Linked DNA regions of Homo sapiens: region 1 is linked to region 2. Evidence: read pairs that join two places in POLR2A ChIA-PET (ENCODE). Cell type or tissue: Panc1. All regions are shown on one strand. Links, peaks and the distances in the headings refer to the core of each region. The heading gives the core; the rest is flanking DNA.

Region 1 (11,334 bases), core at 3,328-8,327, 110 kb after region 2:
TCTGACATCACCATTCTGTTCATCTTGTGAGCCGATGGTGCTCGACTGCGGTGTCTCTGTCTCCGTGGAGGTGCTTTTCTTTGCATCTCCGACGGGTTCATTGTAGAACTTCAAATGTCACAAGGCTGACTGTAGACGTACTCGGGAATCTCGTCGACTTGTCCTCAATGATCATGCTCGAGCATACCTTCAACCTAGAGAAAAGCACCCACGTTGGGCACCAGATGAAGGGGTGGCCTGCCCCTCCACACCTGTGGGTGTTTCCAGTCGGGTGGGACGAGAGACTGAGAAAAGAAAGAGACACAAAGTATAGAGAAAGAAAAGTGGGCCCAGGGGACCGGCGCTCAGCATACGGAGGACCCGTGCCACCAAGAATTCAGATTATTTGCCAACATTGTGAAATGAATTCATGCAGTTGTGAGAATATGCAAAATGTAGAATTTATTACTCATCAATGCAAGCAATTTTTTCCAGGTTGGCACTGGGCCTTTCAAATGTAAAACTGATAATTTTTAATATGGTCACACGAAGCTTGTTATTTCAGTGATAAGCTGTGGAGAGTTGATAGTTGACTCTAGCTAAAATCTTGCCAGACACTATGTTGTTTGACATTAGCTAAATGATTATACCAATGATGTGTTCAGGGCTTGAGGCAAAACAAAATGTCATCTTATTATTTTCCTTGAATTTCTAGAGCTTAGTTTTTAAAGTTTAGATTTTGAACAAGTTGTCATTTAAAAATGTTTTCCCTGTTTTTACAGTAGTCTTCAGTATGTGGACAAGTAAATGAACCAAGGAAACAAAAGTGGTCAAACGTGTCTCAATATTTCTTGAGCTCTAATATCCAATTTAAAGCAATAGTTTTAATCTGAACACCTGAAAATAAAAATGAGACATAATGATATATCTGTATCTTTTCTGAGGTCATCCACTGAATATTTCAGCTCCTATAAAGTTCTATAGGGTTTTAAATGATTTGTTAGTAGTTACTGTGGCTTCAACATAAAAGCAACATATTTAGGGGAATCACTTTAAACAGTGAAGTCAAAGGAAACATGTATTACAACAAAAACACTCTTTATGCAATTCAATAGACCTCTTTATTAATTTCTCCTACAGTTCTTGACGTTTATATTACATCTGTTATTTTAGTGAGATTTTAATATTTCATACTCCATTCATATATAAAGAATTTCTACTCAAATGCTTAAAGTATCATTCATGTTGGCCATTAAAAAAGAATCTTATTAGAAAAATCAGATTATTCTTTTCAGGTTGTCTTAAACCTTAAGTTTCTCAATATTAGCAAAGCTATTTCTGTCAAAAGTAGAGTAATGTTGATTAAAAACATAAGCTACCTGGGTAAACATGAGGATCTAGCTGTGAGGAATTAGCTGGGGGTTCTGTAGTACTCAATGCCTATTTTAGAAAAAGGATCCAATCAATAACCTCAACTGCTAGGTTAAGGAACAAAAGCAAATTAAACCCCATGTAAGCAGAAGAAAAGAAATAAAGATCAGAGGGGAAATCAGTGAAACAGCAAATTTATAGAGAAAAATCAGTGAAACCATAAGCTGGTTCTTTGGGTTGATCGAAAGTTGACAATTACTTTTGCACCAACCTATATAAATTTCAAGCTTTAACAGCAGAAGGGTCAATTTCTATGTTTAATCAAAAATAACTGTCTATGGGACTATTGAGCTGGTTTCAACAGCATTATCCTGATACAAAAACTACAGATTAATTCATCAATTATGAACATAGAAACAAGTACGCTAAGTTTTATCAAATCAAATCCAACAATATATAAAAAGAAAATGTATCAGGATCAAGTGGGGTTTATCCTAGGAATTCAGGCTGTTTTCACCATATTAATAAGTTTTTAAAAAAGCCATTTGATCATCTCAGTAGATTGAGAAAAAGATTTGACAAAATCCAAAATCCATTCTTGATTAAAACAAAATACAAAGCAACCCCCCACTAAGTCTCAGTAAACTAGGAACAGAAAAAAAACTTCCTCAGTGCATTTATGATATACAGCTAACGTCATTACTTAATCATGCAAGACTGAATGCTTTCCACTTAAGATCACAAACAAGGCAAGAATGTTTGCTCTCATCACCAGCACAGTACGGCAGAATTTGACCAACTTTTTCTGTCAGTCTCTGTGGCAACTACACAACTCTGCCATTGTAGCATGAAAGCAGGTATAGACAGTGCATAAAGAATAAAACTGTCTATAAGTTCGCTGACTCATGCAATAACATAAGACAAAGAAATAAAATGTATTCAGATTGGAAAGAAAGAAAATCATCTTCATTTACAGAGGAGTTTGTCTATGTAGAAGACAATGTTGTGAAATCAACAAAAAAGCTACTAGAATAAGTGAGTTTAGCAAGGTAGCATGATAAAATTAAAATGCAAAAGTCAGCTGTATTTCTATATACTAACAACAAACAATTGTGAACTGAAATTTAAAAAACCATTTATTGCTGAAGTGATTTTAAAAGACCTAAATACATGAATATACATATGGGTCAGAAGGCTCAATATTAACATTGAGACATTGTATTAGTCCGTTTTCATACTGCTATAAAGAACTGCCTCAGACTGGGTAATTTATAAAGGAGAGATTTAATTGACTCACAGTTCAGCAAGGCTTGGGGGCCTTAGGAAACTTACAATTCTGGCAGACGGCAAAGGGGAAACCTTCTTCACAGGGCGGCAGGAAGGAGAAGTGCCCAGTGATGAGGGAAGGGCCCCTTATAAAACCACCAGAGCTCACGAGAACTCACTCACTATCACAAGAACAGCATGGAGGAAACTGCCCCATTATTCAATTACCTCCATCTGTTCTCTCCCTTGACACGTGGGGATTATGGAGATTACAATTCAAGATGAGATTTTGGGTGGCAACACAGCCAAACTACATCAGATGTCAACTCCATAAATCTGATCTACAGATTTAATGCAAACTCAATAAAAATTCCTGCAGTTTCTTTTGGTAGAAATCAATAGCTGATTCTAAAATGTACACTGAAATGCAAAGAATCCAGAATAGCCAAAGTCACTCTGAAAAAGATTAAGAAAGTTGAGGACTCATTCTGTCAGATTTCAAGACTTAATTATTATAAGGTTGTAGCCATTAAGACAGTATGGTGTTAGTGTAAAGATGGACAAATAGAAAAATGAATCAAAACAGAATTAAAAAAACAAAGCACCATTGACTGATAATCAGTTGGTTTTTGACAAAGGTGCAAAGATAATGTAGGATAGTCCTTTCAACAAATGGTTCTAGAACAATTGGATTTTTACCACAAGGAAAAAAGTGAACTTTGATCCAAACTTTGATTACATACAAAATTTAACCCCAATGGATTACAGATCTAAATTAAAACTGACCACATCCACTGAGGGTGTGGAACAATTGGAACTTTTTTTGACACAGGGTCTCACTCTGTTGCTCAGGCTGGAGTGCAGTGGTGCAATCTTGTCTCACTGCAATCTCCACCTCCTAATTCAATTGCTGTGCCTCAGCCCCACCCGGAGTAGCTGGGATTACAGGTGCACCACCACACTTGGCTAATTTTTTGTATTTTTGGTAGAGATGGGGTTTTGCCATGTTGGCCAGGCGGGTCTCGAACTCCTGGCTTCATGTGATCCACTCACCTTGGCCTCCCAAAGTGCTGAGATTACAGGCGTGAGCCACTGCACCCAGCCTGGAACTCTTACAAACTGCCACTGGGAATATAAAATAGCACAACCACTTTGTAGAACACTAGAAATTTCTTAAAAACTTAAAACATATGAATCAGACATTCCACTCCTGTAATTTACCCAAAAGAAATGAAACCATATGTTCATACAAAGATTTGTATGTGAATATTCATATTAACTTTATTTGTAGTAGCTCCAAATTGGAAACAACACAAGTCCATCAACAAGTGAATGGACAGTGTCAGATCCATACAAAATACTACTACTAAGCAATTTACAGGAATGTACTGATATCTGCAATAACATAGATACATCTCCAAATAATTATGCTGAGTAGAAGTAAAATGAAAAGTACATATTATATGATTCCATTTATATAAAATCATTAAAAAACTATAAACTAATCTATGGTGACCAGTGCTTGTCTGGAGTTGGTGGGTGGTTGGTGTTTGGGGAGGAAAGGATTACAAAGGAGCATCTTTTGGGAGGGATGAATATGTAGATTATATCTTGTTACGATTTCACAATAAATATATTTGTCAAACACCAAATTGTACACTTTGAATATGTATAGTTTATTGTGTCAAATATACCTTAAAGCTGTTTAAAAAGTTTAGTAAAGATCTATGAAAAGCTATTTTGTTTCACCAGAGGAATTAATCAAACATATCTCTCAATTTACCTCTTTGAAATTTGGTTTTACACTTTTAGATGTTAATAAGTCACTATATAAGCTCCCATTTTGAAAAAGAAAAATATATTTCACTTAAAACTGTGGCCAAAATTTCCATGTAAAAACCATTGCAAAACAAATCCAAAATATTGTTCTGTTTCTCATAGAGGGCTCATTCTCATTTCTACAGTCAAGTATGTTGATGCTCATTTACTTATGCAATTAAGCCAGATATAAAAATGTAGGTGCAAGTATAAACCTGTTAGCCGCCCTTAAGTTTGTTATCTAGGCCTCTGAAATCCTATTGGCTCACTTTAATATTTTTCCTATGCTTTTACTGTTTGCCTCTGGACAAGTTCTGGCAGTGAATTTTATGTTTGGTCTTCTGATCTTCAACTATCAAAGGGAAGAGATGAAAAAGATGGACAATCTTTTCAAAACTGTTAGCAGTAGGCAATTCTGTTTAAGAATGAGCAGTAATACATTACATTATACATTTAAGAATCTTATTGAAACCTTAAAAAAATTATATTTTTATTTGACTTCCAATAAACTAGTTAGCGTTCTAGGCAGCATACAAAGTTTCTGTTAAATTTTAATGGGTGTTATTTCTAATAAAAACTATGTAAATATAGATAAAATAGAGACAAGCTTAAGATGACTGACCACAAAATACTATTTTTAAATGCTAACAGGTTAAATCCATTCAGGAAAACTTAAATTCTACTTTTGCTGTTTCTTACTCCCTGAATGGCACTTTTTTTGCTGGGGGCAGGGAGTAGCAGTAGATAGTTGCCATTGTCTCTACCTCCTCATACTAATTCTTTTTAATTAAAATGTCCAGTAATGCTCTGAAAATCATTTTTGGAACATTTAACTATTCAGTAAAAAGATTAAAAATGACTTAATAAGTATACTTTTCTAAATGTAATAAAAATTATATTCTACACTGTACTTTCATAGCACTTCTAGTTTAACATGAAAAATTTCAGGGTGCTTGCTGAAATGACAAAGCACTTTGGTATGGCTATCCTATGCTAAAATTCTTTCCTTTGAAAATTCAAACTCAGTATTTCTAAAAAATCAGCAAAAGAAGTACACTATCTGGTATTCTCTCTTCAACAGAAGTTCACCTTATTTAATCTTGTATTTCTTCGTATAATTGTACAGATTACATAATCAAACTGGGGGGGGGGATGACATCTGAACAAGGAATATTTGGCTCTTAATTTTTAGGATTTTATTGTAGTTTATCCCTTATTAGCGATAGTTGATTGAAATTAATTGCCAAATGCCTCTCTGGTGAGTCATATTCCGCAATTTTGAAATAGGGAGGTCAGCTAACTCTGTGTGGAAGGGAACTGTGCTACCTTTTAAAAGTGTTATATTTTACATTAATGCATTCAGAGTGATTTAAAAGGCATTCAACATGATTATTCAATATCAAGAATATTTTGTTATCTCTAGCTATAGAAGTCTTTGAGATTCTCCCTTTCTTTTACATGCACATGACACTCACATGTAAAGAGTGAAAAGTACATTTATGTACTTGCCCAGAAGAAACCTTTGATTTTGTGCAAATGGATTATCAAGAGAACTGATTCTTTAAATGATATTCACTTGTTCCTTGCATTCCTGTATTTTTAGATAGTATTATTTTTGTACAGTAGCATGCTGTATATGAACACAGAGGTATATAATCATTAGCATGCTATAGAACTATGTTACTGTGAATCCCCCCACAGCCTTTTAAACATTATGAGGTGGTAGTTCACTTTTTCTCATCTTCTTATAGACAACTCATATGTGTTAATACTTCTGTCTCTTCTAATATTGATTCTGCTTTCGTTTTTTTAATAAAGGGTAAACCTTCACCCTTTATACAAATTTTTTTTTTTTTTTTTTTTTTTTGAGACGGAGTCTCGCTCTGTCGCCCAGGCCGGACTGCGGACTGCAGTGGCGCAATCTCGGCTCACTGCAAGCTCCACTTCCTGGGTTCACGCCATTCTCCTGCCTCAGCCTCCCGAGTAGCTGGGACTACAGGCGCCCGCCACCGCGCCCGGCTAATTTTTTGTATTTTTAGTAGAGACGGGGTTTCACCTTGTTAGCCAGGATGGTCTCGATCTCCTGACCTCATGATCCACCCGCCTCGGCCTCCCAAAGTGCTGGGATTACAGGCGTGAGCCAGGGCGCCCGGCCAAATTTTTTTTTTTTCTTTTTTTTTGAGATGGAGTCTCACACTGTCACCCAGGCTGGAGTGCAGTGATGCAATCATGGCTCACTGCAACCTCGAACTCTTGGGCTCAAGCAATCCCAAAGTGCTGGGATTACAGGCATGTGCCACTGCATTGGCTTCACCTATCATACCATTTGGATTGTTATACATGTCATCAATCAACAACTACCTAATAAACCTGCCAATTAAATAATTCTTAGTTGTTATCCCTAATGTGAATTAAATATATACAAATATTTAAATATAATAATTAAAGAGAACTATTTGCTGCCAAAAACCTTCTTGGAAGAGAGAACAGGGGTGGGAGTGGTGTGGGTGTCAAGGTATAGATGGAATCTCCTGTACATAAGGCATATCATACATCTAAGAGTCCTTAAAAGCTGCATTTTAGATAGTTGAGGCTTTGCCCTTCCATTTAGAAGGTTGCTCTGGGAAAAAGTATTAAAAAAGACCAAGTAATTTAAAAATGGCCATGATTAGCTTGAACTTGATTATATACTTCTTCTTAGTCCTAGTTTTTCTTAAAACTAGACTGAAGATATCAGTGGTATCTGACAGGCTGACGATATCAGTGATTAAGTTTCTTCCCTACAGGTGTAGAAATAGGTCTGGAGTGTAAAATAATAATTAACCACAAATATACACAATTATCTATTCAATCAAAAAAAATTTTTTTTAAGTAAATTAAAATTTTTCTTTTCCTTCTAAGGTGAGTCATTAGTGCAATAAGTGTAGGAATAGATAATAATTCCAAACATATCTGAAGAAAATGGTCCATGGAGTGAATCACCAATGTAGTTAATTAGTCTGTATACAACTGACAATGTATCTCCACAAATTATCTAGTTTTTCAATGAAATATTCTCAAAATCAATTTATCAAAGAAGATTTAATCATCCCCTTCCCTGCTTTTTTTTAAAGAGATAAGGTCTCAACTATGTGCCCAGGTTGGAGTGCAGTGGCTGGTCACAGATGCAATCACAGTGCACTGCAGGCTCAAACTCCTGGGACCAAGTGATCCTCCCGCCTTTGAATCCAGAATACCTGGAACTACAAGCACATGTGATTGCACCTGGCAGATTTAGTTACTAAAATTTTTACTTTCAGTACCTATTCAGCACCGTGTAAAAATTCAGGAATGAAGATTCCTAACACATTGGATTCTACTTCTCATGCATTACATTTCTCTTTTAAGTGAAATATGTCCAATATATACAATAATGCACAATCATGAAGTGATCCATATAATTACTATATTATATACTATACTTCTAACTTGAGAGGTTTTAAATACTTTTAATTATAAATTCTTTGATATATTTCCATACATGCTGTAAAAACAAGGTAATTCAAAATACGTAATCATCAGTTAAATATGGTAACATAAAAAAATTCTTAAGTCATATTGATGATCTTTGTCACTGAAATATACAGTTTCCTAAGACTTAGATAAAAATATAGTTTAAAGGAGTCACAGGTGAAATGAAACACATTTGGAATGAAGCTGATATACGGTCCTTTGAAAACACCCTAGAGATTAATTGGCAAAAAAAAGTAGTTAGTATTTCATTGTCTTTTGGTTTATAATATAAGGCTAACTACATAGGAATCAGGAAACTAAGTCCTGATGCTTAAGTCCCATAAGGACTAGTTAATTTTACATGTATCTGTTTGAAAACCAGATCAGCTGTAACAGAAATGTATGCCTCTGGGGACTGAGTACAAAATAACCACCTTTGTCTGAAAAATGTCCATCATATTATCTTCACAAAGAAAATCTTTATTAAAAAAAAAACTCACTCAATGAAACTGAATGTAAAATACTGGAAAGTCTAATTGAAAAGGCATCTTTGTTAATGGTCAGGAACTTACTAGTTCTGCCTTATATAGTTGTGATTTTCTCATTCTAACATGTATACTCAAATCAGGCTGAGACCATGTCTTAAACTGTCATATAGTTCATGCAATCTATAGTGCCCAATACAAGTGCTGTACATGTGGCAAAGCACACAATATTAATGAAATTAATGAAAACGAATCTCCTTTTCTTTCGACATTAACAAAGAGTAACAATCAAAAAATACAACATTAAAAGGAGAAAATGTGAAAATACATTTTGTACTATTATTTCATTTGGGTTTGTTTCTAAAGTACTATAAAATTTTGCAGATGTTGTCAGATTCTAGTTAGAGTTCAGCTTCTCGTAATTTCTACTAATTGAAAAGTAAAGTGTTATCTTTATTCTCAGAGAACACCTATCATCAGTAAGATATATGCTTAAAAATAGAGACAAAAACCCAAAACACAAGATTTTGGGAGTTTATCCTCTCATCTGGTATGCCTTGAAACGAATTTATTACAACATATACCTGAGTTCATATGATATGAATGGTGTGCTAAGTACCTAGAAGCATTAACATAATATTGTATGTGGATATATATATGTATCAGCATCACAGTCTTATACTTAGGTAGAAATCTCTTCTGTGATTCTGAAAGTTCTTTATACAAAGTTAACTACCCAGAACAAGAAGAGAACTCATATAATAATTCTACTAATTATCTGTATGAACGTCTGCCGTAAGTTCCCTTTGTCCACTTTATGTGTTAAAACCTGATAGATGCAATGCTTTCTCAATGATCTGATCCTGTAATCTCACTGCTATCACATTCTGAATCACTTAACGGTCAGCGCTGAATAATACACATTAGAAATATATTGTACCATTATACAATTTATATCAGTCCATTTATATCAGTATGATGGGCTTACAGCATCTGATATACCATCTGTGCAAAAATAAGGTAAAATTCACAATGTAACTTCAGTCATGCACCGCTTAACTAAGGGATATGTTCTGAGAAACACATTGTTAGGTGATTTCAGTTGTGTGAACATCATAGTTACATAAACCTAGATGGTAAAGCCTACCATCTACCACTATATGAAATATATGAAATAACCTATTTTCCTAGGCTGCAAACCTGTACAGCATGTTACTGTACTGAATACTGCAGGCAATTATGACACAATGGTATTTGTGCATCTAAACATAGAAAAGGTAAGGTAAAAATACAGGTACTATAATCTTATGGGACCCCTTTGTATATGTAGTTCAGAGGCAACTGAAACTTCGTTACGTGACACATGACTGTATTTTAAATTTAGAAAGATTCTGGCAAACATGGGATCACTATAGGCTGTAATGGTTATTTATATATAAATGGGTTTGGAAAAGTAGAGCCAATTTCAGATTAACTGTACCAATACTGAGTAACTATACTGAGAATACAAAAATTATTTCTTTAAACCTCTGAAATGTACTATAATTTTAGAAGCAGATTTATTTTTGTACTTTGATTGTCTCAGATTAAAATACTTTTGCATTCTCTGTGCACGTATTGTCTTAATAATGGAAGAAATTTCAGGGCAAGGTAGAGGAAGGCCACCCAGTAATTAAAGACTTGCAGGTATAAAAAATTACCTCCACATTGAACCATTTTGCTTTATATCTATACACTTACTAAAAAACACCTTGACTTTTGAGATCACATTATTTGCTGTAAGATAATACTGTTTTAAACACACCTAAAGTCTTTCAGCATCCTTTTGTTTATATGGCCCTACTTTATATACAGGATAAAAAAAAAAGCCCCCAAACTTAAGGTCGAAAGCAAGGGTGTCCAATCTTTTGACTTCCCTGGGCCACACTGGAAGAACTGTCTTGGGCCACACATAAAATATACTAACACTAGCGATAGCTGAGATTAAAAAAAAAATTGCAAAAAAAAAATATCTCATGTTTTAATTAAGTTTACAAATTTGTGTTGGGCCACATTCAAAGTCATTCTGGGTGGTATGTGGCACACGGGCCTCAGGTTGGAAAAGCTTGGTCTGAAGTAAATGAATTCTAACTTTTATTTATAAGATAAATTCTTAGAAAATGTTTTAGATGACTTCAAAATAGAAAAAAGGTTTAAGCTCTTTAGACTATTCTGAAAATGTTTCATTATTAAATAATGCAGTAAGTACCATTTAAACTTTCACAAAAAAATGGAACAAATCTTTCATGAATAAACTTTAAAACTCAAGCTTTTTAAAAAAATATATAAAGTATATATAGGAAGTATTTAAGTACACTTTCATTGTAGCTGGAAATAAACTTGGCTCCTGATGTTCTATATTTAAAAACTGTCAGTTGTATAGTACTAGTACTAAACAGCTAGGAAGTCAATTTCTTTATCAACTTTGATGTTATCATTTGACAAGATTTGCAATCATAAATTTCTTAGGCTTTACAACTTAGAAGTACGTTAGTGATCATTCAGTCTTTTTTTTTTTTTTTTGAGATAGAGTCTTGCTCTGTCGCCCAGGCTGGAGTGCAGTGGCATGATCTTGGCTCACTGCAACCTCTGCCTCCTGGGTTCAGGCGATTCCCTTGCCTCAGCCTCTTGAGTAGCTGGGATTACAGGCATGCACCACCATGCCCGGATAATTTTTGTATTTTTAGTAGAGATGGGGTTTTGCCATGTTGGCCAGGCTGGTCTTGAACTCCTGACCTCAAGTGATCCGCCTGCCTTGGCCTCCCAAAGTGCTGGGATTACAGGTGTGAGCCACCATGCCCGGCCAGATCATTGAGTCTTAACCTTAATACGCAAATAAAGAAACTAAGATTCAGAGATTTAAAAATCATATAATTTATCGGAG
Region 2 (6,196 bases), core at 1,194-6,193:
ACATATTTGAAATGAGGACTAATGCGAAGTATTATCAGGTTACAATTTTTTTAAGGCACTTCTTAATTTTGTATATTAAATTTGTGACTATACAGCAAATTTTCTTTCTATAATCATTGAAGAATTTTCTGCTAAAGGAAATATTTTTAGTGTCTCAGATCTAAACAGAAGTGAAGTTGAGAATAAAATTTTCAGGGTGTATTATACATATACAAATTATGCTTGCCTAGCATTTCTTATATTTAACTATCTAAAAGTGTCTAATCCTAGGTATATTGTGTTTCAGCACAATATTTTAGAAATCTCTTCTTGCTGGAGGTAAGATAAATTTTTTTTCCCCTCCAAATGTACATATAGCCCTTCCAAGCTTTCAATAGACAATCTTTTGCCTTGGCTACGTAAAAGAACTTCTAAGTCATCTGCCCTAAAAAGACACCCTTTTCTCAGAAATGTGTTTAAGAAAGTGAATACCTAATTTAGCAATGACTTTCACAGTATGAGAGTACTTCTGGGGTTATGGTTGTATAGGCATCAATACAGAAAAGATGGACATTATATATTTTAAAAATATATAATACCTATTTGGAAATGTATCATACAAGTTTAAACCTAACATTTATTAATATACTTTATCTCTCTTTGGCTTACATTCTGAATTTTGAGTAATATAGTATGAAATTTAGAGTATTAAAAACAAGTTACCTAGTAAGAAGAGTTAACTATAATTATCAGTACCTAGTCTAGAAAAAAAATTAATAAAATACAAATACAGATAAAATAAAATTTTTAAAAAAACATTGAGACTGGGTCTTGCTCTGTTGCCCAGGCTGGAATGCAGTGGCATGAACATGGCTCAATGCAGCCTCACTCACTGCAGTTCAAGCAATCCTCATGCCTTAGCCTCCCGAATAGCTAGGACCACAAGCACATGTCACCCATGCCTGGCTAATTTTTAATTCTTTGTAGAGATGGTGTCCCACTATGTTGCTCAGGCTGGTCTCCTGGGCTACAGTGATCCTCCTACCTCAGCCTCCCAAAGTGCTGGGACTACAGGCATGAGCCACTGCACCCAGCCTACAAATTTTTAAAAAATAAGAAAATGCTTTATTAGTTCTTATGCATCATATTATTTCAATTTCAGTTGTTTTCATACATTTAAGGCACTCCTCTTTGCTCACATTTCTAAGAAAGCGTACATATAAGCTTTCTAAGGAAGGTCTACATATAATCCATCAACATAGTTTTTAGACTTCTCTAGAAAGAATATTCTCAATTTGATATTCAAAATGTGCATACTCCCCCACCACCAAAATAAATAAACACACAAAAGAAAAGTAAATAAAGAAAAGTACTTCAGAAAATTTACCTTTGAACATTTAAATGGAAGTCTTATTTTCAAAAAATAGATTAAAAATATCAATTCTGAAGAGAATATTAATTTAGTTAAAAATACATAGAGCCCTGCCTATGAGATTTCTTACAATTATTACACATTACATAAGTGAAGTCAGCTTCACTTAGTGCCTATAGGCACATAATAGATGGCAAACATACATGTTTCCCAGCTTTTATGTAACTCTAATTTTGTAATAAAGCTCTCATTGATAGCTTTTGTAAGAAAAACAACTTTAATTAAAAATAGAAAACTTTAATATGCTATAAATTCATATAACTGGAAATTTTAATATTAAGTCATAATAGTTACCTATCATTTACTGAGGAGAGTGTCTACTTTCCTCCATTCCCAGAGTGATGGGGGATGTCTCCCTATTTCAAATAAGCAATGTTTACTAGGGAGGGAATAATATAAGACAAAGAATGTCAAAATGAATGGATCGTTTTATTAACTGTTTTCATTAAAGAGCTAACAGCTGTAAAGGAGTTGAGGTATTGACCAGTTTATTTTTAACCACAGTCTAGTCAATAAGGTAGATGTGAATCTCATTCAGTCTTAAATAAGAACTTACTTTAGTAAAATCAATGCTGAATCCTCCTTGACAAAATCCCTGTCCATCAGCATCAATATCTTCTAAAATAAAAAGATTGGAAATATACACAAACCCAAAAACAAACAACACAAAACAAAACATGAGAAAATCTGATATCACTAGAATCATAAGATAATGTACCAATTTTTGAGAGTGGTCATTCACTCGGGCACTTAGTTATTACCACATTCCAAGAGAGTATGCATGTTTATCAGCACCATTTACTCAGATACGGAAACGAAGATTAAATACCTGAACCAGTCACCAGAGAACAAAGAAACCAACTAAAATGATAAATTTTAAACCCTTTAGTTAACCACAATCCACAAAAAGATTATAATTTATATCACAACCCAACACCCATTGTGTGTATAAAATATATAGATACAACTTAAAATCTTACCAAACAATATTTGTATTATTATATAGAATACTCTCTGACATTTTCTATTTTATTTCATTCTTTTTTTTTTTTAGAAAAACTATAGTGGTTTTGACCCACTACACTGATTTCATAAAACACTAACAAGTTGTGATCTGCAAGTTAAAAATTCCAATATGAAATTCCTCTGTCTTCCTATTACCCTAAGATTGCTAGGTCTTCGCTAAGACCTTTGTTATTATGAATAGCAGCAAACAGATACATACATTATAGAGCCAACAACAGAGATGAATAACATAGCTCAGAATTTCAGGAAATGGACAGACCAGAACTTAATGCTCTTCAAAAAGTAAAATATAAAGCTATCCTCCCACGTTTAGTACGGAGATCTAATTAAAGTAACCATCTTTAAATGATACTTTCAAGTATTTTCCAACCATAGTAGGCTCAATAGTTGTACTCTTTTGTAGTTGTTCCCTTTTTAGTTGTTCTCATAGAAAGGGATTAATTCTGAACAATTAGCCAATTAATTTAAATTAATTTTAATCATGAGCAATACAGTACCTAGAACACATGTAAGGATGAATCTGAACACTTTCCCCTTATTTTACTTTGAGGATAACAGAGAACAATGGAAAACACTATCCTTCAGTTATCAAAGACTCACTGTGGCCAATGTTACAAATACATTAAAGCTGTACTGTTACTTTGTTTGCCACCCAAATACAGGAACCAAAAATATCTGTTTTCAGTCACAAGGACAAACTTCTAAGAACTTCTGCTAAATAATCCCATCAGAAATTTTGAACCCATTTTTAAAGCCTGGAAACTGCCCAAAGATTACACACTTAATATCTAAATTTTTTTAAAGTTTTTTTTTTTTGAAAGAAAATAGCCTCAAGAGTATAATGCTAAACCAATGTAAATTTTTCTAACCAAGAGGGAGTGGGAAAATGTGGGGCAGGGGTTTCCAGCATCCAGTGAATCAGACTAAGGAATTCTGCTCTAACCTCAAGTTAGAGCAAGTCGGCTATTTATTTCCTTTATTCAAGTTGCATCTGGGGAACTATTTCAAGCTATTTATAAAGACATCCTTTTTTTGATTATCATACTGTACAATTATCTGCTTTATTTGGTTTCCCAGAGTATCCAGCTAAAAACCATGACTGTCTCTTAAAATTTTCTTAACAGGTATATATTAAACTGAGTGCTTTTGCCAATTTAAAGACTTCATGTTGAATATAAACTATTTTGATGCAGGCTCTGGTACTTATTCCTGCAGATGGTTAATACTTCTCCCATTTGTTAAGTCTGGTAATTATATTACAAATAGTAATATTATTGATTCTGACAGTAAGATCAGCTAGGGTTTATTAAGCCTTTACTCTGAGTCAGGTATTATGCTAAAGCATTTTACATGACATTAACTTTTTAAGTCTTTATACCAATCCTATAAGAGATACTATTATTACTCAATAATTTGTACAGATAGGGAAACTGATGCTTAGGGAAATTAGGTAACTTGACCATGGCCAACCAGCTAGTAAATAAGAGAGTAGGACCTGAACCCAGGTGTGTCTATAACACTACACTGTACTGTTTCAAATCAATAATATCTTTATCATTCCCTGAGTAATGACAAAAGGAAAGGAAAAGCCAACTAGAAATCATTACTGAGAAAAATCTATGTTCAAATAATATTAGCATCAGAAAGCAGACAGAAGGAACAAAAGTGGCTAGGCAATTTAGAACAGAAGAACATCTGGTCTACTGCATAATGTCCTTTGTCATTACTCAGGAAATGATAAGTATATTGTTGATTTGACATAGTGCAGTGTAGTGGTGTAGACACATGTGGTGTCAGGTCTATACTCTCTTATTTACTAGCTGGTTAGCCACGGTCAAGTTACTTAATTTCCCCAAGTAATTTTGCTTTTTTGTTGTTTGAGGTTGTTTTTTATGCTCTTCTCCTAAGGTCTGAGGTTTTATCATGCAGTTATGAAAAGCTGAAAGCAAATGTAATCAGTAATAAGGTAAGTTAGTGACAGACAGTGAAGTTCCTTGTCCACGGTGTCCATATAAGTCAGGTTAAAAACAGAACAAACCAATTAACCAAACTAACTAACCAACAACAACAACAACAAAAACTCAAAAGCAAACAAATAAATAAAATAACCCACAAGACAAGCAAAGTTATTAAAAAGTTAGCAGTGTAGTCTTACAAAACAGACATCATCTCATAAAACCAATTATTCGTTTGCATAATTTATTGAAGTATGAAACAGATAAAAAACACTGAATTTATACCTCAGAAGTTTTTTGTGTGAATTGGTGTTTTACCAATGATGAAACAAAGGCCCAGAGTGGTTAGGTGAATTACCCATAGCTATAGGTGGATTGTCAGCACAAAGTCAGAATATAACCCAGGTTCTCAGACTTCCGCTCCTGAGTCTTCTTCTCTGAACAAGATGCCCCTCACAATTTAGGCCTATTATAGGTGGCTTAACATTTCAAAGGTTGAATCAAAAAGCATGTACAATAATCAAGGGTTACTGAAAGTGTCAGGCCTATTAGAAACAAAGGCATGCACTTTGCTTTTCTGTTTTTTGAGACTGTTCTTTAAGCTTTTCCTAAGATTTGAGGTTTTATTATTTAGATTAGGGTTCAGCAAACTTTTTCTGTAAAAAGCCGAACAGTAAATATTTTAGGCTCAGGAGCCACACAGTGTGGCAACTCAACTCTCACAACTGTACTAGATGATTATAGATAACACATCAACAAATGGGTGTGGCTGTATTCCAATAAAACTTTATTCACAAAAAGAGGCCCACAAGCCACAGTTCATTGACCTGATTTGGATGTTAAATACCTTAGAAAATATGGCTTTAAATGACTTTATAATTTCTGTGCCTAAACCAAATAAAAGCATTCTGTGAACAAGGGAATCATTGTTAGAACGCATGTTTTCAGGAGAGTTCCATGTATTCTTACATATCAGGAATTATCCAAACCTAGGTCATGAAAGCAGGAGGTATTCTTTGTAGAAAAGCTGTGCTTAATACAGAAGCAACTGAAATGGAAAACATTTTCTATTGTGAATAATGTAGAGGAAAGGTTCTTTTGGAATAGAACAACTTGGGTTTAAATCCTCATTTGACCATTCAGAACATCAACACTGACTTACTCTATATGTATCCTGAAAACAGTGAAAGTAGGTCATAGCAGCTACTTCTCTACACGTACTTGATGCTCCAGAGTGGGTGGCTTGCTCCTTTTGCTTACTCCTGCTTTCTTGCACCTCTTTCTGCCTAGAATATCCCCACTCTCAACCCCATGAGATGTGGAAATAAGATTGCTTCAACTATGTGAACCTCAGTTCCCACATGCATCAAATGAAAATAAGAGTGTACTGCGTGTGTGTGTACATCATATAATTAATAAGTAACAAACTTGGCAAACAAGGGTTAACTCATTCTTCGTAGCTATAAAATTATCTTTTCAAATAGGAACATTTTTGCAATATAGAAATTAAAAATACAAATTTAATCTTCAGATTCTCTACATACCACCGAAGATGACAGTACCATAACCAAAATACCAACATAAAGATGGCAGTACAGATGGCATCCAAGCACTGAGGATAAAGCCTCAATTTCCCTCATCCTGTGCAGTGTATGCTTTCTAACCTGATTTTTTCTCTTTCCTAACACACAATACAGATCTGAGTAGGTATCACTCTTTTAATGTTCACTTCCCACTTATAACAGGTAGGATCAAAGTGTTGGGCTAAGAAAATAAGTGTTTATTGAAATAATCTGCAGTTTCC

Evidence for each region. ChIA-PET counts read pairs that join two places held together with the same protein. Peaks named below come from ENCODE experiments on the same cell type or tissue, not always from the same donor. Only the 100,000 strongest peaks of a DNase experiment are listed, where the experiment ranks them.
Region 1: POLR2A ChIA-PET joins it to region 2 with 12 read pairs; 2 of 35 experiments call an interaction of 5 or more read pairs at or near these places.

What each region holds. Positions count from the first base shown.
Region 1 is chr2:186,509,944-186,521,277 of GRCh38, reverse strand. LOC124907920 reads right to left here and starts at 197. Exons shown (of 1, transcript XM_047446761.1): 1 at 1-197. The coding sequence starts at 101. In Panc1, for the core only: no CTCF peak of the experiment used is centred there; no DNase peak of the experiment used is centred there; H3K27ac peaks cover 480 bases.
Region 2 is chr2:186,626,630-186,632,825 of GRCh38, reverse strand. ITGAV (integrin subunit alpha V) reads right to left here. Exons shown (of 30, transcript NM_002210.5): 5 at 1,968-2,029. Among named protein-coding and RNA genes, the nearest start is that of ITGAV, 40 kb to the right of the region's middle. In Panc1, for the core only: no CTCF peak of the experiment used is centred there; no DNase peak of the experiment used is centred there.